6 separate regions of the Homo sapiens genome follow, and all the other regions are linked to region 2. A link is a loop called in an ENCODE intact Hi-C map of the cell type or tissue named here. Cell type or tissue: IMR-90. All regions are shown on one strand. Links, peaks and the distances in the headings refer to the core of each region. The heading gives the core; the rest is flanking DNA. Region 1 overlaps F8 (coagulation factor VIII). Region 2 overlaps F8 (coagulation factor VIII). Region 3 has its middle 67 kb from the start of VBP1. Region 4 has its middle 61 kb from the start of VAMP7. Region 5 overlaps FUNDC2 (FUN14 domain containing 2). Region 6 overlaps BRCC3 (BRCA1/BRCA2-containing complex subunit 3).

Region 1 (5,111 bases), core at 525-4,524, 63 kb after region 2:
AACTAGCAATGAAAAATACTATATCCAGTAATTTTATCTTTCAGAAATGAAGGGGTGATAAAGATTTTCTCAGAAAGACAAAAGCTAGATCTGCTTTATAAGAAATGCTAGTAGGAGTTCTTCAAGCTGAAGAAAGAGGATGCTTATTAGTAATATGAAAACATATGAAAGGATAAAACTCACTAGTAAAAATAAGTACATTGTCAAATCCAAAACACTCTAGTAGTGTAATGGCAGTGGGTAAATTAATTATATCTTTAGTATAAAAGATAAAAGACAAAGAAAGCTATTTTAAAAACTAAAGCTATAATAATGTGTTAAGGAATGCAAATTATTAAAATATGTAAACTGTCACATCAAAAACATAAAATAGGCTGGGCACAGTGGCTCATGGCTGTAATCCCAACACTTTGTGGGGGCCAAGGTGGGAGGATCACTTGAGCCCAGGCATTTGAGACTAACTTGGGCAGGATAGTGAGATCTCATCTCTATAAAAAATTTAAAAATTAGTAAAGCATGGTGGTGCATGCCTGTAGTCCCAGCTACTCAGGAGGTGGAGGTGGGAGGACTGCTTGAGCCTGGGGGGGTCAAGGCTACAGTAAGCAATGATCACACCACTACACTCCAGCCTGGGCAACAGAGCAAGACCCTGTCTCAAAAAAAATAATAATATGTAGGAGGAAGGGAATAAAAGTGTAGAGTTTGTGGATGCAATAAAAATTAAGTTGTTATCAGTTTAAAATAGCCTGCTAATTTTGTGTAAGCCTCATAGTAACCACAGAGCAAAAGCCTATAGTAGATACACAAAACATTTTAAAAAGGTCCAAAGCATACCACTACAGAAAGCCATCAAACTATAAAGGAAGAATGCAACAGAAGAAGAAAGGATCAAAGGATCTAAAAAAAAAAAAAGAAAGAAAGCAATTAACAAAATGACACAAGTATGACCAAAGTCCACTGCTTCTTTATTACTGATATAGAATATCTTTCAGATCTTAAGGGACTGATTAATTACTTGGGAGAGAAAGTTTGTGTTGAGAAGATTTGCTTGTGTTGCAATGAGAAGGGGAAGTTCTACTCAACAGAAGCTGTACAGGCACATATGACAAAAGCTGGTGTAAGCTTTTTACAGATGGTGATGCTGCTTTGGAATTTGCAGACTTGTATGAGTTTAGGAGTAGCTACCCAGATCACAAGGAAGGGGAGGACCCTAATGAGGCTGAGGAGTCGCCCTTAGGAAAGGACTTAGAATATGATGATGAAAGCATGGAACTGATTCTGCCTTCTGATGCCAGAGTGGGTCATCACTCCTTGATGAGATACTACAAACAGTGATTTGGCTTGTCAAGAGCTGTGGTAGTTGCTAAATATTGTGAGGCCATGGGCCGAGTGCTTCAGTAATAGAGAGCCCTGGGATAGACTGGCAACACAGGAGCAGCTGTTACATGAAAGTGAGACATGCATTATATCCAAAGGATGAAGTCAAAATGGATGCTGAAGACAGAAATGAAGAACAATGCCACCAAGCAGATGCACTTTAGGGTCCAAGTGAGATTCTGAGAGTCTGCCAGGATTGAGTGATTGTCTGCTGCCCAAGTTTCCTCCTTGCCCTGAGGACCAGGGAAAGCCAGATTGTATGATGGACACTTTTGCTGCTACTTCACTTGCTCTAACATAATAATAAAAATGAAAATCTAAAAAATATTTTATTGAAGAATGAAGGTGAAAGAAATACATTTTCAGACAAGCATAAACAGAGAAACTTCACCATTAGCAAAAGTCCACTAAAATATTCTAATGTTATACTTGAGACAATAAAAAAGTGATACAGAATGGAAGGCATGAGAGACAAGATGGGATAAAGAGCAAACAAAGTTAAATATGTGGATAAATAGAGATAAGTATCATAAAACATGGTCAAATGTTTTATGAGCGTTAAGATATATAGAATTGCTTTATTCACAGTTGGTTTGCTGTCATAACACAAGTATCATGAAAATCACTGCTAAATCTAAGCCAAAATTGGGAAAGGAAAAGGTTCATGTCACTATCATCAACGTTGGACATGTAGACTCAGGAAAGTTCAACACTACTGGTCATCTGATCTATAAATGTGATGTGATCAACAAAGGAACCATTGAAAAATTTGAGAAAGAACCTGCTGAGATGGGAAAGGGCTCATTTGAGTATGCTTGGGTCTTGGATAACTATAAACTGAACATGAATGGAATATCACCATTGATATCTCCTAAAGAAACCTGAGGCCAAAAATATCCTGTGACCATCATTGATGCCCCAGCACACAGGGGCTTTATTAAAAAAAAAAAAAAAAAAAAAAACATGATTAGAGTGATATCACCAAAATGGTGGATAGAAGCAATCTGGCTTCACTCTCCTCCAGAAAAACCAAAAACAACTATTCAGTGTCTAGCTTATCACCAGGAATATCCCATAACTCAAAACAGAGGCTGTGAGGATCTGAGTGGCCACATAGAAGAGAAAAACTGCAAGCAGAAGATAACAAAAATGGGCCTGTTTAACTGCAGCATCCCCTTCCCAAGCTGCCAGGCACCATGCAGAAAAGTTCCCCCAGACTGACAGTATGTACATCAGAAAAAGTGACATCTAGATGAAGAGCCAGCTTTCCCACCATCTTGGGTTCCTTTGCAGAAAAATCATTCCTGCCTCAATCCGTGGGAAGCAGCCTGATTGCCTCTAGGGTAAAAAAATCCTGAGGGCAGCTAGAGACAAAGGATGGAGGCGGGGCTAGCAACCCCAGCATGCAAAACACATTGGCTGCTCTTCATCTAAGCCAAAGAAGACACCAAATGAGAGAGAATGTTCAGCCCGTGGTTCCTCTGGACACAAAATCCTAACCAGATGTCTCACCCAACCAGGATATCCAGTTTGGGACCTCCCCCAAATCGGGAATAGGCAGTAATCCAAGCCGTTGCAAGAGCTGCAGCAAATCTGGGCTTACAGCACCATCTAGTGCCAAAAAAGAGGCAGTAATCTCAGAGTAAGGAAGCTCTAATTCATACATAACCTTTAGACAGGCATACTCCTGAAAAACCAAACTAAGCCAGACACAAAGACTGGAATAAATAACTTAGCATTCATACAAAGACATAGATATATGTGCATAAAAAACAAGAGCAAATAGGGAGCTATGACCTCTCCAAATGGAAACAGCATGGAGCCAGTGACCAACCCTAATGAGATGGCAAATTGTAGCTCTCAAATCAATAATTCAAAATAAAAGTTCTGAGGAAACTCAAAGAACACAAAAAAGCAACTGAGAAATTTATGAGATAAATTTAACAGAGAAATCAAAATAATAATTTAAAAAACCAGAAATGCTGGAGCTGAGAAATACAACTGAACGGAAAAAAAAAATGCACTGGAAAGTCTAAACAGCGGAACTGATCAAGCAAAACGAACAATCAATGAGCTCAAAGACAGGCTATTTGAAAATACACAGTCAAAGGACAAAAAATAATTAAAAGGAATGAAGAACACTTGCAAGATCTAGAGGACTGCCTCAGTAGAACAAATCTAAGAGTCATGGGCCTTCAAGAGAGAAAGAGCAATGAATAAAAAGCTCAAAGAAATAACAGAAAATATTTCCAAACCTACAGAGAGATGTAAGTATCCAGTTATAGGAAGGCTGAAGATCACCAAACAGATTCAACCCAAATAAGACTACCCCAAGGCATACAATAATTAAACTCTCAAAGGTCAAAGACAAAGAGGGGATCCTAAAAAGAGCAAGAAAAAAGAAGCAAATAACATATAAAGGAGCTCCAGTTCATCCGGGAATATACTCTGGACCAGATGAACCTACCTGACATTTTACAGAACATTTTATCCAACTACTACAGAATATACATTCTTCTTATCAGCACATGGAACATTCTCCAGGATAGACTATATATTAGGCCAGAAAACAAGTCTCAACATTTAAAAAAATAAAATTATATTAAGTATCTTTTCTGACTACAGTAGAATAAAACTAGAAATCAATGACAAGAGGAACGTTTGAAACTATACAAATACATGGAAATTAAACAACATGCTCCTGAACAACCAATAAGTCAATGAAGAAATTAAGAAGGAAATTTATTGAAACAAATGAAAATGGAAACAACATACCAAAATGAATGGGATACAACAAAAGCGGTACTAAGAGAGAAGTTTATAGCTATAAATGCCTACATCAAAAAAGAAAGACTCAAATAAACCTGGTAATGATGTAACTCAAGGACATAGAAAAACAAGAGCAAACCAAACCCAAAATTAGTAGAAGGAAAATAATAATAATAATCATAGAAATAAATAATATTGAGAAAAAGAAAACAATATGAAAGACCAATGAAATTTTTAAAATGGCTTTTTGAAAGATAAAATTTAAAATCTTTAGCTAGACTAAGGAAAAAAAATGAGAGAAGACCCAAATAATTGAAATCAAAGATGAAAAGAGTCATTAAAACTGATAACACAAAAATACAAAGTTTCACTAGAAACTATTATGATCAACTATATGCCAACAAACTGGAAAAACTAGAAGAAATGGATAAATTTCTGGACACATACAACTTACCAAGATTGAACTATGAGGAAATAGAAAACTTGAGCAGACCAATAACTAGTAATGAGATTGAAGCAGTAGTAAAAAGTCTGGCATTAAATAAAAGTCCAGGACCTGATGACTTCACTGCTGAAGAAAAACTTACACCAATTATACTGAAACTATTTAATATTGCAAAAAATTGAAGAGAAAAGAATGTTTCCAAACTCATTCTACAAGACCAGCATTATCCCAATACCCAAACCAGACAAAGACACAACAACAGCAAAAAGAAAACTACAGGCCAACTTCGCTGATGAATATAGATGCAAAAATCCTCAACAAAGTACTAGCAAACTAAATTCAACAACACATTAAAATGAGTATTTGTCATGCCCAAGGGGGATTCATCCTAGGAACACAAAGATAGTTCAACATATGGAAATCAATAAATGTGATACACCACATTAACAGAAGGAAAGACAAAAACCATATATTTATTTCAATAAATGTCAAGAAAGCATTGAATAAAATTCAACATCCC
Region 2 (5,111 bases), core at 457-4,456:
GCTGTAGCAGGTTTATCCTACAGGTCACCTTGGCATGAATCACTAGCTGGCCTTCCAACACTGCTATGATAATCCCTTTGGGACCTCACCCACTTGGGACAGGCAGGGCTCTGACCACTTACTGGAACACCTGTAATCCCAGCACTTGAGCTCAGCACAATAACAATAGGAGATGGCTACTACCGTTAATTTTATGCAGTTACGATTTAATACTGGATCTTTACGTTTGTTTACATTTGTCCCAACTGGCACCTTCATCACCTCCACCCTCCCCACCCCAGACTATGGTAACCACGATTCTACTCTCTATTTTCACAAGATCCACTCTTTTAGCTCCCACATGTGAGTGAGAACATGTGGTATTGCCCTGCAGTGTCACCTATGTTGATGCAAATGAAAATATTCTTTTTTATGGCCAAATAGTATTCCATTATGTATATATACCACTGAACTGTACACTTAAAAATGGTAATGATGGCAAATTACATATGTATATTTTACATCAATAAAAAGAAACTTAAAAATAAGGTAACAATAGGATTCTATGAAAAACAATCATAACAAAACGTGCTCATAAAAATTATAAACACAATGGTCAAAATAGAAACTCAATAGAAAGTACTAAGAATAGATAAAATCTTTCATAAGGTCAAACAAAATGTGGTTGAGAATATAGTTGACCCTTGAACAATGTGGGGGTTGGGGTACTAACCCCCTGCACAGTCAAAAATCCATGTATAACTTTTGACTCCCTCCAAATTCAAGTACTAATGACCTATTGTTGATCAGAAGCCTTATCAATAACATAAACAACAAATATTTTGTGTATGTATTATATGCTGTATATTTTCAATAAAGTAAGCTAGAGAAAGGAAAATGTTATTTATACTTTTCTCTGCTTCTTGGGAGTACTTCCAGCATCACTAGTGGCACTTTATACGGGTCCCAAGTATCCTTCAAAGTTTATGGAGAGATGAAATGCTTATGCAGAGATGATTAGCATCATGCAGAGTTTTCAGTGGATGCCTGCAGCACTCGAGCTCAGCACAATAACAATAGGAGATGGCTACTACCGTTAATTTTATGCAGTTGCGATTTAATACTGGATCTTTACGTTTGTTTACATTTGTCCCAACTGGGAATGGTGCCATGTATGGTTGTAAGTATGTAAGTTTTTATAAATTTCAACTTTTTATAATAGATTTTTGTATATTTTATGGTAATAAATGATAAAATAGTCTAGTATCAACATGTATATGTATATATAAGTGTGTATACATATATATATATATTTTTTTTTTTTTTTTTTTTGAGACGGAGTCTTGCTGTCGCCCAGGCTGGAGTGCAGTGGCGCAATCTCAGCTCACTGCAGGCTCTGCCCCCCGGGGTTCACGCCATTCTCCTGCCTCAGCCTCCCGAGTAGCTGGGACTACAGGCGCCCGCCACCTCGACTGGCTAATTTTTTGTATTTTTAGTAGAGACGGGGTTTCATTGTGTTAGCCAGGATGGTCTCGATCTCCTGACCTCGTGATCCACCCGCCTTGGCCTCCCAAAGTATATATATATATTTTTTGAGACGGAGTCTTGTTCTGTCACCCAGGCTGGAGTGCAGTGGCACAATCTGAGCTCACTGCAACTTCCCCCTCTTGGGTTCAAGCGATTCTCCTGCCCCAGCCTCCCAAGTAGCTGGGATTACAGGCATGTGCCACCACGCCCACCTAATTTTTGTAGTTTTAGTAGAGATGGGGTTTCACCATGTTTGCCAGGCCGGTCTTGAACTCCTGACCTCGTGATCTGCCCGCCTTGGCCTCCCAAAGTGCTGGGATTATAAGTGTGAGCCACTGCATCCGGCCATCTCCATATATTTTTTGCATTCATAACATACCTTTTTCTTAATTTTTTTGATATTTTTACCCTATGTGGTCCATCTGACAGTTTTTTCAAATTGTCATAAATTTCCAAAAAAATCTCACTATATTTATTGAAAAAAAACTGCATATAAGTGGACTCATGCAGTTCAAACCTGTATTGTTCAAGAGTCAACTGTGTGTTTTAAAGCAGATTTTAACATCAAGAAATGATAGAAAAATGATAAGAATTAAAAGAGATAAATATTCATATTAGAATTGCCCATCAGGAGCTTCTGAGTAGCTGAACGCATGGAGGTTCCTGGAGAGTGGCTGGCCCCATGCCCCTTCCCACATACCCTTCCTTATATATGCATCTCTTCCATCTGGCGTTTATAAGAAAAGGTGCTGACTGCTGAATTATAAGGACACTGTGGTCTACTAGATAAAGGTTGAGGAGAGGGGTTTGGGCTTCTATTGTCTTCTTTCCGGGCCTTCATCTCCTGCTTGTGATTAAGTAGTGCATGCTGAGTGGAGCAAAGTGGTGGAATAGGACTCTTCAGCAATAATCTCCTCACAGAAACATCAAGGTAACAACTCGATGCGTGAAATTACCTTCAGAAGAGTTAAGAAAACCTGAACCCATGAGCAAGACTGTGAAGCCCTTTTGGACTGCAAAGACGAGTAAAACCATAGTTGCACATAAAGGGGATTGGTTCTTTATGACTGAGACCCCACCCGCAAGCCACTGCAGTACCACAGGCGGAAAGTCACCATGGACCCACGGTTTTTACACCGGAAAACTCTCCCGTATGGCCTGAGTGCCCTCTGTGGATCTCCACTAATTAGTAGCAGAGCCAGCATGAGACTTGCGTCTAACCTGGGCTCAGGGCGCCCTCTCGTGCTAAAAGGAAATACAACAGCCAGTCCTTTCACTTTCTTTTTGATATGGTCTCTGTTGCCTAGGTTGGAGTGCAGTGGTGCGATCATAGATTACTGCAGTCTTGAACTCCTGGCTGGGCTCACACGGTCTTCCCACCTCAGCCTCCAGAGTGGGACTACAGGTGTGTGCCACTATGCCTGGCTAAATTTTCGGGTTTTGTGTGTGGGGTGGGGAAGATTGGGGTATTGCTATGTTGCTCAGGCTGGGTCTCGAACTCCTGACCTAAAGCAATCCTCCAGCCTCAGCCTCCTAAAGTGCTAGGTTACAAGTATGAGCCACCACACTCAGCCCCACTCAATTTCTAAACGAGCTCACTGAAATAGAGCAGTCACAAACAAACCCAGACTGTGAACATGAGAATAAATACCTAATTCTTCAATGTGTAGACAGGGATGCACATCTGCAAAGAATAAGAATAGCCTAAGAAAGACAGCCTCAACAAATGAACAAAAAATCGTGCCAGTGACTAATCCTAAAGACATGCAGGTGAATGATCTGGTAGACAAAGAATTCAAAATAGCTATTTTAAGAAAACTCAACAAACTTTTATAAAACACAGAGAAACAATTCAGAAGTTTATCAAAGAAATTTAACAGAGAAATTGAAGGAATAAAAAAAGTCAGAAATCCTGGAACTGAAAAGTATAATAAAAAATGACACATGCAATACAAGACATCAGCAACAGAATTGATCAGGCAGAAGAAAGGATCAGCAAGCTCAAAGACAGGTTATCCAAAAATACAATCAGGAGGGGCTTCAGGATGGTTGACTAGATGCATCTAGTGTTCATCCCTTCCATGGAGAGGAACCAAAGTAGCAAGTAGATAATTATACTTTGAATAGGTCATCTAAGAGAGAACACTGGAATTCAACAGAGCAGTGACAGGAAGCATTGAAAGCAAGGGAGGAGAGAGAAATAAGGCCTGTTTGCCTGGGATTGGCTGGGAGTCTGGAACAGCTTCCTAATGTGGGGAAAAGGTAAGAGACCCTTAGTGTTCCTCATTTTCACCAAGGACTCTTGCAATCCTAGCCACAGGAGAGCGCCTTATTCCTTGACAGCACAGAGACTAGCATAGGGAGTTGCCTAAAGACCGTGTGAAGGCATTGCAACAGAGAGCTCACGCTGGATTCTGCAATTCTCCCAAGCAGCTGCAGCACAGCACCATTTTGAGAACACAGCCCACACATCCTGCCCTGCTATGATGGCCGTGACTTAGGCAGGAGCCCTGAGCAGTGATCCTGCCCCACCCAGCAGAGGAGTGCCCATGCATTTTCACATATTCCAAGAACAAATTCCACTACCTACAACCACTGCTGCTGCAGGCTGCTGTGGGGCCAAAACACTAGTGAACCTTGTGCTCCCAAGCTACCTGCCTACAGCTACTCCCTGAGAAAGCAACCCCACCTTCACCAAGAGCAGGGCTATAGCACAGCTACTGCTGCACCCCAACCTGAGCATTTTGCTAGTGACCTCGGTATCACCCCACCCCTGCATAGCACAACCAGCACCTCACACACCACCAAGGAGCCTGAGGGCAGGTTCACGTAGCCCAGCTCTACCTGCCCCCAGTACCCAAGCATATCATCCAGGGGCCTAGGGATCACTTAGCCCTGTCCACCACTGGTGGCACCTGAGCACCTCCTGGGGTCTGAGGTCAGGCCCACTCAACCTGCCACTACTGCCACAGTTAGCACTCACTGCATGCACCACTTGAGGGTCTGGAGACTGGCCATGCGATCCATAGCAGCCACAACCAACGCCAGCACAGACCACTTGAGATTCAGGTTGTTTCATTGCTATGATTGCCATCAACCATGCCACTTTGCTGCCCAGGAACTTGAGAACCCACCCACCCATGTGATCCATCAATACCACTTCTGGCACCCAAGTAAACCACTTGGAGGCCCACAAATCAACCTGCCTGGACCTAAAACCAGTGCAATCATATGCCACCATGGTACACCAAAGACAAGCACACTCAGCCCACTGCTGCCACCATTGGGGCCTGAAGACAGGCCTACCTGGCATCCCACTTCTCAGAAAAACTTCACCACAGCCTCCACTAATAACCACACCCTAAGCCACTGAGAAAATCACAAATATCACTGATGCTGTTTAGAATCTTATACAGAGGCTACTACATTCACCGAGAATCAAAACCGAAGTGCTCTACCCAAGCAACACCACAGATACATCTTCAGGAAAAAGTTCTTTCCTACAAAAGCAAATTTTAAAAATTGGAAAAAGTGATTATTACACCAGATGTGCAGATATCAATGTAAGGACACAGGAAACATGAAAAATCAAGGAACTATGACAC
Region 3 (5,111 bases), core at 655-4,654, 170 kb before region 2:
AGTACTGAATGGGGAAAAGTTGAAAGCACTCCCTCTGAGAACCAGAATGAGACAAAGATGCCCACTCTCACCACTTCTATTCAACATAGTACTGGAAGTCCTAGCCAGAGCAATCAGACAAGAGAAAAAAATAAACAGCATCCAAATTGGTAAAGAGGAAGTCGAACTGTTGCTATCTGCTGATGACATGATTGTATACCTAGAAAACCCTAAAGATCCCTCCAAAAACTCCTAGAACTGATAAAAGAATTCAGCAAATTTCAGAATACAAAATTAATGTATGCAAATCAGTAGCTCTCCTATACACCAACAGTGACCAAGCTGAGAATCAAATCAAGAACTCAACTCCTTTTACAATAGCTGCAAAAATATAAAATACTTAGGAATATACCTAACCAAGCAGGTGAAAGACCTCTACAAGGAAAACTACAAAACACTCCTGAAATAAATCATAGATGACACAAACAAATGGAAACACATCCCATGCTTATGGATGGGTAGAATCAATGTTGTGAAAATGACCATACTGCCAAAAGCAATCTGCAAGTTCAATGCAATTCCCATCAAAATGCTACCATCATTCTTCACAGAACCAGAAAAAAAATCCAAAAATTCATATGGAACCAAAAAAAGAGCCTGCATACCCAAAACAAGACCAAGCAAAAAGAACAAATCTGGAAGCATCACATTACCTGACTTCAAACTATACTATAAGGCCATAGTCACCAAAACAGCATGGTACTGGTATAAAAATACATGCATAGACCAATGGAACAGAATAGAGAACCCAGAAATAAAGCCAAATGCTTACAGCCAACTGATCTTTGACAAAGCAAATAAAAACATCAAGTGGGGAAAGGACAACCTTTTCAACAAATGGTGCTGGGATAACTGGCTAGCCACATGTAGGAGAATGAAACTGGATCCTCCTCTCTCATCTTATATAAAAATCAACGCAAGATGGATCAAAGACTTACACCTAGGACCTGAGTCTATAAAACCTCTAGAAGATAATGTCAGAAAAACCCTTCTAGACCTCAGCTTAAGGAAGGATTTCATGACCAAGAGCCCAAAAGCAAATGCAATAAAAACAAAGATAAATAGCTGGGACTTAATCAAATGAAAGAGCTTTCCAATGGCAAAAGGAACAGTCAGTAGAGTAAACAGACAACCCACAGAGTGGGAGAAAATCTTCACAATCTATACATCTGACAAAGGACTAACATCCAGAATCTACAATGAACTCAAACGAATTATCAAGAAAAAAAATCCCATCAAAAAGTGGTCTAGGGACATGAATAGACAATTCTCAAAAGAAGATATACAAATGGACAACAAACATATGGAAAAATGCTCAACATCACTAATTATCAGGGAAATGTCCATCAAAACCATAATGCAATACCACCTTACTCCTGCAAGAATGGCCATAATAAAAAAATAATAGATGTTGGCATGGATGCGGTGAAAACGGAACACTTCTACACTGCTGGTAGGAATGTAAACTAGTACAACCACTATGGAAAACAGTGTGGAGATTCCTTAATGAACTAAAAGTAGAACTGCCATCTGATCCAGCAATCCCACTACTGGGCATCTACCCAGAGGAAAAGAAGTCATTATACGAAAAAGATACTTGCTCATACATGTTTATAGCAGCACAATTTGCAACTGAAAAAATGTGGATCCAACCCAAATGCCCATTAATCAACGAGTGGATAAAGAAACTGTGGTATAGATATACGATGGAATACTATTCAGCCATAAAAAGGAATGAATTAACAGCATTTGCAGTGACCTGGATGGGATTGGAGACTATTATTCTAAGTGAAGCAACTCAGGAATGGAAAACCAAACATCGTATGTTCTCACTCACAAGTGGGAGCTAAGCTACGAGGATGCAAAGGCATCAGAATGATACAATGGACTTTGGGGACTTGAGAGAAAGGGTGGGAAGGAGGTGAGGGATAAAAGACTACAAATTGGGTTCAGTGTACACTGCTCGGGTGATGGGTGCACCAAAATCTCAGAAATCACCACTAAAGAACTTACTCATGTCACCAAATGCCAACTCTTCCCCAGAAACCTATGGGAAAAAAATTAAAAAAAACTAGAAACAATAGACTCCCTCTTATATAAGGCCAATTCCTCACCAGGATTCTATATTCCACCAACTCCCCTGAACCATTCACTGATTCTTTGTTCAAGAAATATTTATGATAATTTACCAATAAGAAATGGGGATATAACCATAAGCACAAACAACTTGATCCCAAGCTTCATAAGATTACAGTCTACAGATAAGGAGAAGATATATCAAACAATCACACAAATAAATGTAAAGTCATTTTAAGTTGTAAACAGTAGCATGAAAGAGAGGTACACAATACTCACTGTTGAAGCAGGGGAATCTAACCAAGTCAGGGAAGTCAGGGAAGCAAGCCCTCCTGAAGAAAGTAATAGTTTGTGCTGTGTATACTTATCCTTATGAAGGATAGCTGAGGAATAAGTAGTAGGTCAGTTCGGGAAGAAAGAGCACTGTAGACAGAGGAATAACATGTGCAAAGGCCCTGGGGAAGGCATATGGCACAGATGAACCCTGTTGCTAGAGCAGAAACAGCAGAGGGGAGCATAAGGGAGATGAAGCTGGAGAGTAGGAAAGGGTTCAACAATGCAGGACCTTAAATTAAAAGCAATGTTGAGGAGCTTGCACTTTGTCCTAAGAATCCTGGGAGACCTTCGAGGGCTTTTGAGTGAGAGGTGAAATGATCAGATCTCTATTTTGGATGTTATCAGATCTGCATTCTGGATGCACTGTGTAAAACAAACAGCAGGGGGCAGAGTATCTGGAGACAGACTGGTTGGAAGGTGAGAGAGGATGGAAGTTGAAGCTAAAATGCAGAAAAGAGGAGGCATTGCAGACAAAGTCGTTAGGATTCAGTGTTGGATTGTAAAGGCGAGTGGAAGGAGAGAGTATCAAGGATGAGAAGGGTACACAGAAAGAGAAGCAGATCTGGGCGGAAGATGGGTGATATAAGCTGCTGAGCTAGCAGGTTTAATGTACTACTTACAGAGGTGCGGACACAGCTAAGGAACAATTCTGAGAGAATGAATAACAAAAGTTGTCAGTATGTGAACAATGTTGGAAACATGTTATTTTGTCTGATTTCCTTTGGGAGAATTCATTGCCAGCTATAAATCTGTGGAAACGCTGCCACACAATCTTAGCACACAAGATTGGCAGAAAATCGCTTAGAAACACTGAAAACATGTGACAAAGTGCTTTCCGTGAAAAGGGTGGATGCGAAGCAGTAAGGACCCCCTTCATGAAGCACGCGGTCACCCTCCAGCCACCAGAACCAGAGGAACGCTGTGGTAACTGAGGGAAAACGCATCTAGGCACACGTCACGGTGGCACCTTCCAGCAGGTCCCCGGGGTTGTGCCCCTGGAGCTCTGACAAAGAGTGTGGCCCGGAAATGTGATGTTTGGACTGCAAGTTTTGGTGAGAAATAACAATGCATCAGGTTGCAGACAAAGCAGACCCTGCTCTGTGCGTTTATGGGAGCCGCGCCCAACAGGAACCACAGGGAATGATCGAAAGGAGAGGGACGGACACAAACAGACACACCAGAGAGAGGTTCTCAGGAGGAGGCTCTGTGGCCTCCAGACCACGTCAAAGCCAAGGCAGAAAGGATGAACTGAGGAAAGGAGGAAAATTTCCCCTTAAGGAAGGTAAAATCCAGAAGGGATCCCTAAAATGGTGAGCAGTTTAAACCTAGCAGTTTTGCATTAATTCACATAAAGTATAATGAAAACTGTTGGACACACAAGGAGAGACTGGCCAATCTATAGTCACAGAGGAAGACCTTCACACCCCTTCACAGGATCTCGCAGCAGATTGGCTGAAAAGTCTCCTTGAAACTGCAGACCTCTCTCAAGGAGACCCACTGAGTTGGGCAAAGGTGGGGCCGACTTAATTCTTGCCTCCCTGCTCTCCCACGTAGCCCTGCATTTCACTCCATTCCAGGGTTTCTGGGACACCCGAGAAAGCACGTAGTCCAGGGAGCACGTCTGCCAACTGAAGGCCTTGACAAATGACTTTCTGTACTGGCTGAGGGCCAGGGCCCAGCGTACTGATAAGGAAGCTCTTCCAGAAAAAGGGTTGATTTACAAAGGAATGAATCTGCATGAAAGTTTACCAACAAGATCCCTGCCTGCCTTTTGCAGGCTCTCCTGCAACCATCTACTTCATTTTTGATCTCAGGAAGACCAGAGCTGAGGTAAGGAGGAGGGTGGACTGGTGGGAAATGTGGCTCTCCATTCAGGTACTCCTCCTGGCAAATGTCCCTTAGAACTCTAAGCACAGGTGCTGGTCAGTTAATGCTCATCGGCATCCTGACAATGGCTGAGACTGTGGTTCCTAGCAAAGGTCCCCTTGCTGCCCCCACCACCTCCCTTAGGGAAGAAAGGTCAATGTAGAAAAAAGTCAGAGGACTACATTGTGATGGATACCTAGTGATTCTTCATGTGTAATTTTGGTTCAGTCTTTTTCGGGAACTCAGGGGCCGGGATTGTGTCTCATTCATTATAACTGAAAAGGAGTCAAGCATGTTTACGAATGAATGTTGATTGAAATCAACTGGTTATGTCGCCATGAGGCAATGAAACTCTGTCTTTTCCCCTACTAACCCAGACATTCTCATTGTCTCTCTCTCTTCCCACCACTGGTCATCTGAGTTCTCATTCAGGAAGCCATGCATTATTTCACCCAACAGTGGTTCCCATTGTGGACCACTTTGTGGGATTTCAGGGCTACGTGCAAGCTGCCTTTGTACTTGTCTGCACATGAAGGAACATTTGTGCTGTGTATACTTGAGAGAACATTCCTTTCCTTCAAAGATTTATAAGCCATCAGCCAAAAAATCCCTCCTTCTCTGCCACTAAACCTAACATTTTATTTGCATCTGCAACCATCCTCTCTCCCCTACATCTTCATTTTCTCTCTCTTCACAGGCTTCTTCACATACACATGACTGCCACATGAACCAGGCACTGTCTGAGCATTCCACATGTGTTATCTCAGATAATCCTTCATTCTTCTAGTCCCAAC
Region 4 (5,111 bases), core at 557-4,556, 840 kb before region 2:
ATTTCCTTTCTTCTACATATTTTGCATATGATTTGCTCTTGCTTTTATAATTCTTTAAGATGCATTTTAAAATTGGCTATTTGTCGTTTTTCTACTTATTTGATGTAGGACTTATTGCTATAAACTTTCCTTTTAGTACTGCTTTCTCTGTGTCCCATAGATTTTGGTTTGTTATGTTTGCATTTTCATTTGCTTCAATACATTTTAAAATTTCATTACTAACTTCTTCACTGACCCACTGGTAATTTAAGAGCATATTGTTTTATTTCCATGTGTTTGCATGGTTCCTAAAGTTCTTGTTATTGATGTCTAGTTTTATTTTATTGTGGTCAGATACTTGATACTATCTTAGTTTTACTGAGGTTTTTAAGACTTGTTTTGTGGCTTAACATAGGTCTGTCCTTGAGAATGATCCATGTTCTCAGAAGAAAATGTATTCTGCAGCTCTTGGATAAAACGTTGTGTAAAGATTTATGAGATCCTTTTGATTTATTATGCAGATTAAGTTCAATATTTCTTTGCTGATTTTCTATCTGGATGATCTGCCCAATGCTGAAAGCTGTGTGTTAAGGTCTCCAGCTATTATTGTATTGGAGGAGTCTATCTCTCTCTTAAAACTCTAATAAAATTTGCTTTCTGTGTCTGAGTGCTCCAGTGTTGGGTGCATATATATATTTACAGTTATTATATTCTCTTGCTGAAGTGACCTGTTTATCATTATATAATGACCTTTTTAGTCTGTTTTTATAGTTTTTGTCTTGAAATCTATTTTATCTGATAAAAAGTATAGGTATTTGTGCTCCTTTTTTGGTTTTTATTTTCATAGAATATCTTTTTCCAGCCCTTTATTTTCAGTCTGTGTGTATCTATACAGGTAAAATGAGTTTCTTGTAGGTACCATATAGTTGGGTCTTTTAAAAAATTCATTCAAGATTTTAGTTCATTTACATTCAATGTTATTGATAGGCAAAGACTTACTATTGCTATTTTGTTTTTTGTTTTCTGGCTGTTTAGTGTTCCTCTCTCCCTCTCCCCCTCCCTCCATCCCCTCCCTCCCTCCCTCTCTTTTCCTCTTCCTCTTCCCCTTCCCCTCGTTCTCCTTCCCCTTCTCCTTCTCCTTCCCCTTCCCCTTCTCCTTCTCCTTCCCCTTCCCCTTCTCCTTCTCCTTCTTCTGCTTCTCCTCCTCCTTTCTTCCTTCCTTCCTTCTTTGTGTAAAAGAGATTTTCTCTGGTAGTAGGTTTTAATTTCTTGCTTTTTATTTATTGTGTATCTGTAGATTTTTTGGTTTGAGGTACCATGAGTCTTGAAATAACATCTTATAACCAATCATTTTAAACTGATGACAACTAAACTGTGATTACAGAAAAGCACAACAAATAAACAAAGAAGGAAAGTGAACACTAATAAAAACTATACACTTTAACACCATCCCCTCCCAGATTTTTAATTTTTGTTGTTTATAGTTATGACTTTTAATACTATCTCTTAAAACATTGTTGTAGTTATTATTTTTATAGGTTTGTCTTTTAGTCTTCCTACTCAAGATGTGAGTGGTTTACACACCATTACAGTGTTAGATTATTCTATATTTGTCTGCGTACTTACTACTACCGGTGAGTTTTGTATGTTCATATGACTTCTTATTGCTTATTAGGATCCTTTTCTTTAAGATTGAAGAACTCTCTTTAGCATTTTTTTTTGTAGCTCATGTGTGTACTTGATGAATTCCCTTAGTTTTTTTTTGGTCCAAGAAAGTCTTCATTTCTCCTTTATGTTTGAAGGATATTTTTGCTGGATATAATATTCTAGGATAAAAGTTTTTTTCCTTCAGCACTTTGAATATGTCATAGCAGTCTCTTGTAGCCTGCAAGGTTTCCACTGAGACATCTGCTGCCAGACATATTGCTACTTCTTTATGCTATATTTGTTTCTTTTCTATTGTTGCTTTTAGGATTATGTTTTCATCTTTGACCTTTGGGAGCTTAATTACTAAATGCCTAGAGGTTGTCTCATTTAGTTTAACCCTGCCTGGTTTTATGTGACCTTCTTGTACATGAACACTGATATCTTTCTCTAGGTTTGGAATGCTCTTTGTTATTATTTCTTTGAATTAACTTTTTACCCCAGTTTCTCTCTCTACCTCCTCTCTAAGACAAGTATATCTTAAATTTGCCCTTTTGAGGCTATTTTCTACATCTTGTAGCCATGCTTCACTTTTTTTATTGTTTTTTTTTCTTCTCTGTGTTTTCTTATAGCCTCTGTTTGACCTTACTAATTCTTTCTTCTGCTTGATCAATTCTGCTGTGGAGAGACTCTGGTGCATTTTTCAGTGTGTCAATTGAATATTTCTGCTCTAGAACTTTTGCTTGATTTTCAAAAATTATTTCAATCTCTTTGTTAAATTTCTTTGATAGGATTCTGAATTCCTTCTCTGTGTTATCTTGAAATTTGTTGAATTTCCTCAAAACAGTTATTTTGAGCCGGATGCAGTGACTCATGCTTATAATCCCAGTACTATGGGAGGCCAAGATGGGAAGGTTGCCTGAGAACTGGAGTTTGAGGCCAGTCTGGGCAACATAGCAAGACCCTATGTCTACAAAATTTTTAAAAAATGTTAGCCAGGCATGGTGGTGTGTACCTCTAGTCTCAGCTACTCGGGAGGGTGAGGTGGGAGGATCATTTGAGCCCAGGAGTTCGAGACTACAGTGAACTATTATCACACCACTGTACTCCAGCCTAGGCGGCAGAGCAATACACCCCCCCTCCCCTGCCAAAAAAAGCAGCTATTTTGAATCCTTTGCTGAAATGTCACATAGCTCTGTTATTCTGGGATTTGTCACTGGTGCCTTATTTAGTTTGTTTGGTGAGGTCATGTTTTCCTACATGTTCTTGATGCTTGTGAATATTCATCAATTAGGTATTTATTCTAGTCTTCACAGTCTGGGCTTGTATGTACTTGTCCTTCTTGACAAGGCTTTCCAGGAATTCAAAGGGTTGTGATCTAAGTCTTTGGTCATTGCAACCATATCTGCACTAGGGGGCTCCCTAACCCCAGCAATGCTGCAACTTTTGCAGGCTCTTACTGCCTTGGTGCACTTGGACGAGATCCAGGAGAATTCTCCAGGCAGTCTCTAGTTCTCTTCCTTCACTTTCCCCCAACAGAAGGAGTCTCTCTCTCTCTCTCCATGCTGGTATGCCTGGAGTTGGGGAAAGGGTGATGCAAGCAATACTCTGGCCACCACAGCTGAGACCGCACTGGATCACACCTGAAGTCAACATAGTACTGGGTCTCGCCCAAGGACCATGATGATACTGCCTGTCTAACACTGATGTTTATTCAAGGCCCAAGGGCTCATTATTCCACAGGTGGTGAATCCTGCCAGGACTGGGTCTTTCTCTTCAGTGCAGTAGGTTCCCTTCTGGCCCAGGGTGGGTCTAGAAATGCTATCCAGGAACTAGGGCCTGGAATCAGGGGCTTCAGGAATCTGTTTTGTGCTTTATTTAACTGTGGCTTTCCTGGTACCCATGTTGCAAGACAAAGTCCTCTGTGCTCTTCCCTCTCCTTATGGAAGCAGGAGTCACTCCCTGAGTTGCACTGCCTGGAGTTGGGGGAGGGTTGACACAAGCACTCCCTTGGCTGCCACAGCTAATGTCTCACTGGTTCATATGCACTCCCATTCCACTGGCTCTGAGCACAGTGCAGCACCTGAAATTGCTCAAGGGCTGCAGTTCTTGTAGCCTGACTGCCTTTTAAACCTATTGAGAAGCAAAGGGTACTTTAATTGGCCAGCAGTGGAGCTAGCCAAAACTTGGGTTTTTATCACTGGGGCAGAGAATTCCCTTTTGGCTGGGGCTAGTTTAAATGCTCCCTCCATGGGCACTGGAAGGATTCTGCTCTGTGTTGTGTTCTGCTGTAACAGGGCAGCATTGGAACTCAGTGTGGGAACTCAGTGCCACAATCACTTCTTTCTTGCTTCCCCAAGCACACAAATTCTCTCTTCGTGTGCTGCTGGGGGATGGAGAAGGGGTGGTGTAGGCAATGTAAGACTGTATTTTATATCTTTTGCAGTGCCTCTTTTCTTGATATTATTTTAAAACCAGGTACTATAATTGCTCACCTGATTTTTGGTTCTTATGAAGATGCTTTCTTGCATGGATAGTCATTTAATTTGGTTTTCCGGTAGGAGGATGATTGCTGGAGGGTTATATTTGGCTATCTTGTTCTGCCTTCTCAAGCTGTTTAAAATATATTTTTTCAACTCTTCCCATTTAGTCTGTGTCTTCCTGGTGGTGAGAGTTTCTTTTAGGTAGCATCCAGGTGGGTCTTTAAAAAATTCCTTCAGCCAGTCTATATCTTTTAAGTGGGGAATTTAATCCATTTACATCCAAGGTTATTATTGGTAGATGAGGACTTATGTTATTTTATTGATTTTTTTTCTGGTTGTTTTGTATATCCTTTGTTCTTTACTTCTCTTATTGTTTATTTTTGTGGTTGGGTGGTTTTCTGTAGTTATAAAGTTTGATTGTTTTCTCTGTGTGTCATCTCTACTAGTGAGTTTTGCAGTTTTGCATGTTTTCATAATGGTGGTTATGGTCTTTTGATTTCTAGAAGTCAGATTCCCTTGAGCATTTCTTTTAATACTGGTCTAGTGTTGATGTGTTCCTTTAATTTTTGTTTATCAAAGATTTTATTTCTTCTTCATTTCTGAAGGATAGCTTTGCCGTGTATATTATTCTTTCCTGGCGGTTTCTTTTTCCAGTATTTTGAAAATATCATCCTATCCTCTTCTGGCCTGTAAGATTTTTTGCTGAGAAAGCCACTATTAGTCTAATGAGGGTTCCTTTATATGTGACTTGATGTTCTTCTCTTGCTGTTTTTAGAATTATTGTTTTGTCTTTAACTTTCAACAATTTGAACATTATGTGGCTTGCAGAGAATCTGTTTAGGTTTAATCTGTTTGGCAACCTTTGAGTTTCCTGGTTCAGGATGGCCATCTCCCAAGGCTTGTGAAGTTTTCAGCTATTATTTCATGAAACATATTTATACACCTTTTCCCCCCCCTTCTTTTTATGGAATGTCAATAATTTGAATATTTGTTTGCTTAATACTG
Region 5 (4,269 bases), core at 270-4,269, 76 kb before region 2:
GTGATGCTAAGTTTAATCACTTGGTTAGTGACTGACAGACCTTTTAGCTAGAAAGGTAGTTTTCCCTTCGTAATGGGTAAGTCATTTGTGGGGTGATATCTTGTCACTCCTTTCCTTGCATTCACTCCACACGATTCCTAAGACATTTAATGAACTATAATATTACACTTGTGTTCAGTATTCAGAAGGCATCTGAAGTTGTATGGCACTTAATATAAAAGGCTTTAAAGCCCTCTTAAGGAGTTAACAGCAAAACTCTTAATTTTTTCAGCACCAGCTTCCAACTGTGTACTTCAGTGGTTCTCAGTCTCTGCTGCTCATTAGAAAAAGCTAAGACACTTTAAAACCTCAGGATGCCTGAACAGCACTCCAGACCAGTGAAATCAGAATCTCTAGGATGAGAGCCAGGCATTAGTAGTTTTTAAAATTTCACAGGTGATTCCCAAGTGCAAGCAAGGATGAAAGCCACTGCTCTCAGGAATGTCATTTCTTACCATTTTAAAATTTAAAAAGGTAGACACTTTTGAAAAGTCAGTAAACTGACTTTAAAGCTTTATAAAAATGTGAAAAAGTGCGACACTTTTCTTTTAAAAAAAAAAGTATTAAGATTCATGACCCCTTAAAAAGAATGCAAGCATCGGAAATATAAGCTATACCATATGACTTCTAGAAAAATCAGGCTCAGAACTAAAATAGGTTTTCTGCCCAATTACTCAGATGTTAGTGTGACCTCTTAGAAAATTGGGCAGAAAATGTATTTTAGTTCTGGGCCTGATTTCTGAGAAATCATACTAGATTTCATGACAAAGAAATGAAGCTGATAATTTGGTAGAGGGAGTAGAGGGCAGCAGCCACATTTTTCTCTGGGGTCCAAAACTGGCTGTGAGCTTCCCTCTGAGAAGAAATTGAGATCATCATGAAACATTGATGATACTCAGAAATTTCAAATCCATCAGTATACCATCTTTTCAAGCAGAGATTCCCAAACTGTACAAAAGTAGAGGTTCCAAATAAGAGCCCAACCATTAGTTATGCCCATCTTTCTGACAACCGTGAAACAAAAGAATGATGGAGAGACTATTCTTACCACAATAGTTGTTAACTACACAGTAACTTTGCTTTCCAAAACCAGAAGCACCCACCCCAAGAGCATGTTGGCTAGAATTATGCAAGAGATCATTCCTTGTAGAATCTAGTCCGCCAACTTGAATCGTCTTCTGCCAGCATCCATGAGACAGTAACTGCCCAGATCCAGTAGCAAGGACTGTCACCCCAGTGGTAGGGGAGTCAAGAACCCCACTGTCCTGTTAATGAATGTCTGGAGGCTGAGTGGCGGGAGATTGCAACAAACAAGCGGCCATTTGGGAGGAGAGTCATGCTAACATATTATCACAATGGCAATAACACTCATGACAATGGGCTGCTCAGGCAAGGGTCCCCACCACCACATCTCTCCCCGCACCCAGCTCCCGTGTCAGCAATGAGGATACACATTCTTGGGGGAGACTGAAACATTGGACTCCATCTGTTGAGCCCGAGCAGGCAGCGGCCAGAAAGTGCCCCTGGATCCGTCTCTGCTCTCCGACTCTGGGGAGAACCTTGGGAAGAAGAGACTCAAAAGTTCTACCTCTCCTGTAGCATGCTCCAAGTCCCCATCCCACCAGGTCCCATTGCGGGAGAGACGCTGGGTCAAAGGGTGGCTCAAAGTGGTGAGGACGCAGGGCCGACCCATAGTAGCCAGGAAGGGGACAGAAGGGGTCCCTGAGCCGGGACACTGTCCAGCACGCTGCAGGACAAGGGAAGGGAAGCCTTCACTACGTAGATGCCATCCTATTGGTTGACAAGTTGGAAGCCTTGAGTGCGGTGTTACCACGTCGCCGCCACAAGGGGGCGATGAAACCCCGAACACATTCCAAGTCAAGTTTCTGCGGACCATATACAGCGACAACGCTCTTCCCAAGGAAAAACTTCCGCCCCACCACCACTAATTAGGAAGTCCAGAGCGTCATTGGACTCTGCTACTGGAGAAAATACGTGCCTAGCTAAGCAGGCCTCTCCAGTCAAATGAAAGTAGTGCACTGAAAGGTGGAGCTGCCTGGTCCTTGAATCATCTCGGTTTTGCATGGAGGAGTGGCAGCTGTTCTTTTGGGGGAAACCTTAACTCCCACTTCACCACCTGAAACAAAACTGCTGGCACAATAGGGCCTTGATTCACAGGTAACCCCAAATGCCTGAGCCTCCTTCACCGATGGTTCAGCTAAACTGAAAACAAGGTGTGCAGCTGTGCGTGTTCAACCTCCATGCCAGCTCTGCACAATCCCAAGTGGTCACAGTGGCCTCACACCGTGGGCAGAACTCACAGCCGTTCTCATACTAGCAGGATGAGGCCAACCTGCAATACTGACCTCAACCATGACCCTCACAGTCGTAGAGGCAGCCAGCTGGGAAAAAACTTCAGGAGGGACCTACCTACAGATCTTAATTCAGACAATCAGAATACAGTCTGAGGCCAGACTATTTATTACAACCTACTCAAGGTAGTTTACAACCACCTGCTAATCTTTGCTGCCCTCACCAATAATCACAGGAAAAACAGATGCACCAAAAGACAACCCCTACCCCACTGGAGAGGCATTGGGTGGCCAGTCTCCCCACATGCAACCCAAAGGGGCACAGAGCACTTTGGTTAGCTTTGCTGTTACCATCCCATTGCTGTGGGTAAGTCACACAGGTAAAGTGGCTGCAGCCACTATCACCATATATGGCATAACCCAGAGACCCAGATGTCAGGAGAGGCAGAGTGTGGGGAAGCAGGAAACAGATGACTCAGTGTCACTACATATGTCTATATCAATATATATAGAGATATAAATATATAGCAAGCAAAAAAAAAAAAATAGAGGAGGATCTATAAGGTTAAGAGACTTATCCAAATCATGCAAATACGATGTGAACCTTGCATGAATTTTGATTCAAACAAACTAAATATAAAACACTTGAGGAAATTTTGAACACTGATCAGATTTTGGATATTATGTAATTACTGTTAATGTCTGATATGATGAGGTATTTATGATTTTTAGAAATAATTCTTACCTTTTAGAGATACATACTGAAATATGATAAAATGACATTTTGATATTTGTTTCACAATAACTGGTAAAAACCAGCAGAGCTATAATTTGATGATTGTTGTGAGTGAGTGATAGATACACAGGGGGATTATTGTACTATATTCTCTACTTTTATATATTCCTGAAAGCGTCCATAATAAAAAGTGAAAAAAAATAAGTTCTTATAGCAAAATATGCAGCAAAGAGGCTCATACCATTATGGTTTTGAGATGATTCATACATATTGCAAGCAAAATGGCTTATGTTTCCTTAAATGTAAGGAGAAAAACGCAAATAGGTGGTTTCTGTAAAGTTCCACACATCCACTGGTAGTTTTGATTTTCAAATTCAATACATCATTCTCAAGACGGGTTAAAATGCAAACATTTTTAAATGTATGGCCTTAGAAACACACTCATATTTCACAAGAGATCATCTCCAAGATTAACAATTCTGAGTAAAACTAACCTTTAATAGTGAGTTTTCTTTCTATAAAGTCATTATTCAAATACTCAGCACCTATTAAGTGCTAGGCCCTGTGAGTATAATGGTGAAGACAGAAGTCTTGCCCTCTGAAAGCTGACTGATATTCTAGTAGGGACTGTAGACATGGTAACATGCCACTACAGCAAAATGTGGTAAGATTCTGTGTGTGCGTGTGTGCCCGTGTGTGTGTGTGTGTGTAAGCTTTTAAAGAATAATTCTCAGGGTTGTGGTCATCATGAGACGGTAGATTACACTTGATGGAAATTTATTTCTCATGTCCTATCACTATCTTTCTTAATTCTGAATCCCTGGAAAGCTACTTCTTTAAAATTCCGGTTTAAATGTTGTATTTCATACTAACTAGATTAAAAAAAAAAATAGTAGAAGTGGCACAGAGGAGTTATGGCCACCCCTAATGTTTTGATAAGGATATTTCATTCACATTTCAAAGCTTAAAACCTTTTCTACAAAATAAAAATCCAAAATCTTCCCTTTCCCACCTAAATCACTTGTTTTACAATAAATAAACCCTTTGGAAACAGCCATGAGATACATTATCCTGTACGGTAGAAAGCATTCCTGGACAATATCAGATTTTTCAATTACAGTAATTATGCTGCCAATTTTGTCGGCATAATTATAACACATTTAAATAGCTTTCTGTAATGTA
Region 6 (4,000 bases), core at 1-4,000, 110 kb before region 2:
GCCTGTAATCCTAGCACTTTGGGAGGCTGAGGCAGGCGGATCACCTCAGGTCGGGAGTTTGAGACCAGCCTGACCAACAAGGAGAAACCCCTTCTCTACTAAAAATTCAAAATTAGCTGGGTGTGGTGGCGGATGCCTGTAATCCCAGCTACTTGGGAGGCTGAGGCTGGAGAATCGCTTGAACCTGGGAGGCAGAGGTTGCAGTGAGCCGAGATGGTGCCATTGCACTCCAGCCTGGGCAACGAGAGCAAAACTCCGTCTCAAAAAAAAAAAAAAAAAAGCCAAAAACTAAACAGAGGCTAAATTTAGTCTTCAGACCATTGTTTATAAAGGATACAAAAGATCAGGTGTCACAATGAAACACTGCAGATTACAGTTTTGCCCAATGGCTTACATTCACTTATTTTGGCAATCTGTTCTTCAACATTCTTTGTGTGTATACCTTTTTGATCTAGATTTTGACTTCTCCCCAATGTCCTCCTAAGTAAAGACTGAGACCAAACAGTACCCAGCAATGAGTACAAAGGAAATTGGCTGAAAATATTGCTAAAAGAACATAGCATTGTAAAACGGTCTATAGCAGTACAGAGAATTAAAGTAAATTGCTAAAAGTAAAATTCTTGGTACTGTTAAGCCTATTTCCTTATCAGTTAAATGAGAATAAACATCATCGCTTCTCTCATAGGGTTTTTGTAATTTTTAAATTGCAAAATTTTTAACACACATCAAAGGTACTTCATAAGCATTACTTCCATTCAATTTTATCTACAACCACTGGTAACAACTACTGTGCCCATCATGTTACCCAAACTGCTTTTTGTCAAGGTCACCAATGATTTATTCTTGGTCTTCAATTTACCTGATCTCAGCTGATCACTCCCTTCTTGAAACACTATCTTCACTTTGCCTCACGTTCCCACTCTTCCTACTCGTCTCTAACTTCCTGTCTCTGTTGCTGGATCCTTCTCATCTTCCCACTCTCCAAATATTGGTGTGGCCCAGGCTCAGTGTTCAGTCCTTTTATCTCTCTACCCTTACCCTTTGGGGGATTTTATCTAGTTTTGTGGCTTCAAATCTACACCAGCCACTCCCAACTCTTGCCCAACAAACTCTAGTCCCAGAACTCCAGAACCATAGATCTAAGTTGCCGTCTGACAGTTCAACTTGGTTGTCTTAAAACAATGCTCCTGAGAGTATGTCTCACGTAAGCTCAGTACCTCCACCCTGGCGCCTGCCAAAGCGAGCCGACCCTGCCCGTCCACTGGCTACCAAGAGTTCCCAACCTTGGGCCCCCAGAGGCTCAGACTGGCCTCGGTCACCCCTCCGGGGGAGTCCCTCGTACCCCCATCTTCCCCTGTGGGAAGGCGTATTCTTCTCGCCGGCGAAGCTTCTCCGGGTGGGATCGTTCTGGCATCCCGTCCTAATGGATGTACCCCCTCTGAGCATTGTCTACCCCTTGGGAGACCACCTGAGCGCTGAGGGACCCACTCCAGCCACCGCTGCCCGCGAGGAGCTGTCATCCTATGGACACTTATTCTCATCTCAGCAGGCTCGGACCCTGCACCTCTCGCCCTTGCCCCTCAGCATCCACTCAGAAATTCTCTCAGGCATTCTGCTTCCGTCCAAACACAACGCTATCTACCTCTGCTGGCCACCTCTCAGCCTTTCCTTCTCTCTGAGTGAAAAGCCCATTGGTGCCCTCAGAACAGCCAAAGACATTTCAGAAGCCTCCAACAGAGGTATGAGATGCTTTAATGACATCGGAGCATTAGCCTGGCCATCTTTGGGATATAATGGATAAGAACGGCTGCTGCTTGCTGTATGTTTTTGACGATCAGCTATATAAAGTGGAGTGAACCTTCAGAGCCGATTATTTGGCCAACACTAGGGTAATTCGAGAACAGGGATGGGGGTGCTTTGCACGAGGCTGCGTGCTTTGAATAGGCCACTGCCCAGTCCTGCTTTGAGGAAGCTTACAAAAGGATCCACCAGATGGCGCTGTGAGCAGCGCTTTGGGAGGCCAAGGCGGGCAGACCACCTGAGGTCATGAGTTTGAGACCAGCCTGGCCAATGTGGTGAAACTCCCTCTCTACTCAAAATGCAAAAAAAAAAAAATTAGCCAGGCGTGGTGGCGCGTGCCTGTGATCCCAGCTACTCGGGAAGCTAAGACAGGAGAATCGCTTGAGCCCAGGAGACGGCGGTTGCAGTTACCTGAGAGGGCGCGCCATCGCACTCCAGCCTGGGCAAGGAAGGGAGGGAGGGACGGAGGGAGGAAGCGAGGGCAGGCGGGCAGGTGGGGTTCTCTACAAGACTGGGTGCACAATGTGGACATCGCATGCATGTTGCTGTTAAAAGCCACTCTGGACACTGTGCTTTCTCTCGGACATGCCTTCTGACCAGATATGGCCTCCTTAAAGGATGCAGATGCCACTGTGATCAGCATGAAGTTTCCCAATGGGGCGGCTGTTAGCTTGGACGTCAGCCAGCACTGGACAGACAGCTGTGACCACAGACGGGACGTTCATGATTTCCAAGGTGTGTTGCAGATGAATAATCAGAATCCCTTGGGCATGACCAGGCAGGGTACGTCCTATCACTCTGCTCCCAGACCCAGGCTGGCCGCTACCAAAACTCATATCGAGAGCGCTTCAGACATTTTGTCTGAAGAACCCTTAAAGGGAAAGAACCTCCTGAAATCACCAAAGAGCAGTTCCTCGGAGTCATTCAGGTAGCTGTCATGGCAAAGCAGTCCTGGGGGAACCAGGCAGCCATGGACCTACCCAGCAAATTGGTAAAGATCTCCGTGGTCAAGACAGAAACTCTGTAAACCGCCCCAAGGCTCAAGCCAAGACCCTGCTTGAGATCCAATTGCCTGTTCCACTTCTCCCTGTTACTGAGAGAGGGAGATGGAACTTTCTGGTGACATTATCCTCACCGGAAATTAAGAAAGGAAAGCAACAGGAAACCATGTATGTTTCATTACTGGTGTAACCAAACTCTTCAGGATGTGACTTCAGACCCAGGGATAAAAAGTTGGAGGTCGCTTATCTGTTTTCTGTTGAACTCAGGCCTGGTACACGAGAGATGCTCTTTTGGTCAGTTTCCTCTGGTTGGGTCTTTCAGGAAGAAAGCAGGTTACGGATTGGACCACATAAACTGACCTGGAAACCAGCAGTTTCAGCTTTTCTGTATGGCAAGTACGGCAGAGAGCTGGTTAAGCTGTTAGACTGAATGTCACATGCACTGGGCCCCTTTGTGGGCAATTACACAGGTATTTAAGAAACAGTTTTCTTGAAGAATCTGTGATTTTGTGCACAGTGATATTACACAGCACCATTCCTAAGAAATATGATGAAATAACCATATGTAGTATTAAAAGCCCATTTTATTATTCTTGCCTGAAATAGACATTCTCTTTTAATGTCAGTGGAGGAATGAACTGAAACTGTTTTCCCCCCAAGGGGACATGGAAACATTTCAGAAATAGGCCTTCTCATTTCCTTTTAGGAGCTACGTGGTGAAAATGTTCCTGTGAAGTGGCAGACCTGCTCTGAATCCAGCCTATCTTTCCAAAATTACATGTGGAGGCCATTGGAAATGTTCTTATATATCTGAAAATAATTGACTATTTCTCATATCCTACTTTTTAAAAAAAAATTTTAAGAGACGAGGTCTTGCTTTGTCGCTCAGGCTGGCACACAGTGGTGCAGTCACGGCCCACTGCCACCTCCAACTCCTGAGCTCAAGGGTTCCTCCCACCTTAGCCTCCTGAGTAGCTGGAAATACATGCATGCATCACCACACCTGGCTAATTAAAAAAAAAATTAAGAGACAGAGGCTCGCCATCTTGCCCAGGATGGACTTGAACTCCCAGGCTGAAGCAATCATCCCACCTCAGCCTCCCAAAGTGCTGCAATTACAGGCAGGAGCCACTACACCTGGCCTATCCTACTTTAAAAAAACTTTTTGGGGCTGGGCACGGTGGCTCAGGCCTGTAATC

The links. Hi-C counts contacts between places; a loop is a spot of excess contacts. Peaks named below come from ENCODE experiments on the same cell type or tissue, not always from the same donor. Only the 100,000 strongest peaks of a DNase experiment are listed, where the experiment ranks them.
Region 1: a loop joins it to region 2, with 5 times the contacts of the local background. A loop is called at or near these places in 14 of 110 quality-filtered maps.
Region 3: a loop joins it to region 2, with 19 times the contacts of the local background. A loop is called at or near these places in 20 of 110 quality-filtered maps.
Region 4: a loop joins it to region 2, with 9 times the contacts of the local background. A loop is called at or near these places in 17 of 110 quality-filtered maps.
Region 5: it touches region 2 in a loop (10-fold over the local background); 89 of 110 quality-filtered maps call a loop at or near these places.
Region 6: it touches region 2 in a loop (18-fold over the local background); 19 of 110 quality-filtered maps call a loop at or near these places.

What each region holds. Positions count from the first base shown.
Region 1 is chrX:154,916,015-154,921,125 of GRCh38, reverse strand. The region is part of intron 14 of F8 (coagulation factor VIII); the gene reads left to right. It also overlaps the pseudogene EEF1A1P31 and the pseudogene ZNF622P1. Among named protein-coding and RNA genes, the nearest start is that of MIR1184-1, 31 kb to the right of the region's middle. In IMR-90, for the core only: a CTCF peak has its summit at 2,985 (motif pointing left); a DNase peak (open chromatin) is centred at 2,925.
Region 2 is chrX:154,978,646-154,983,756 of GRCh38, reverse strand. All of the region lies in intron 6 of F8 (coagulation factor VIII), which reads left to right. Among named protein-coding and RNA genes, the nearest start is that of F8, 42 kb to the left of the region's middle. RefSeq lists enhancers at 2,648-2,697, 2,798-2,847. In IMR-90, for the core only: a CTCF peak has its summit at 2,742 (motif pointing left); no DNase peak of the experiment used is centred there; H3K4me3 peaks cover 262 bases; H3K27ac peaks cover 176 bases.
Region 3 is chrX:155,146,830-155,151,940 of GRCh38, reverse strand. No RefSeq gene overlaps it. Among named protein-coding and RNA genes, the nearest start is that of VBP1, 67 kb to the left of the region's middle. In IMR-90, for the core only: a CTCF peak has its summit at 2,825 (motif pointing right); no DNase peak of the experiment used is centred there.
Region 4 is chrX:155,818,260-155,823,370 of GRCh38, reverse strand. No RefSeq gene overlaps it. Among named protein-coding and RNA genes, the nearest start is that of VAMP7, 61 kb to the left of the region's middle. In IMR-90, for the core only: a CTCF peak has its summit at 3,045 (motif pointing right); a DNase peak (open chromatin) is centred at 3,040.
Region 5 is chrX:155,055,152-155,059,420 of GRCh38, reverse strand. It overlaps FUNDC2 (FUN14 domain containing 2), which reads right to left. Exons shown (of 5, transcript NM_023934.4): 5 at 1-4,269. Among named protein-coding and RNA genes, the nearest start is that of CMC4, 14 kb to the left of the region's middle. RefSeq lists enhancers at 1,693-1,987, 1,652-2,153. In IMR-90, for the core only: a CTCF peak has its summit at 1,889 (motif pointing right); a DNase peak (open chromatin) is centred at 1,890.
Region 6 is chrX:155,084,633-155,088,632 of GRCh38, reverse strand. The region is part of intron 5 of BRCC3 (BRCA1/BRCA2-containing complex subunit 3); the gene reads right to left. Among named protein-coding and RNA genes, the nearest start is that of BRCC3, 15 kb to the right of the region's middle. In IMR-90, for the core only: a CTCF peak has its summit at 1,989 (motif pointing right); no DNase peak of the experiment used is centred there.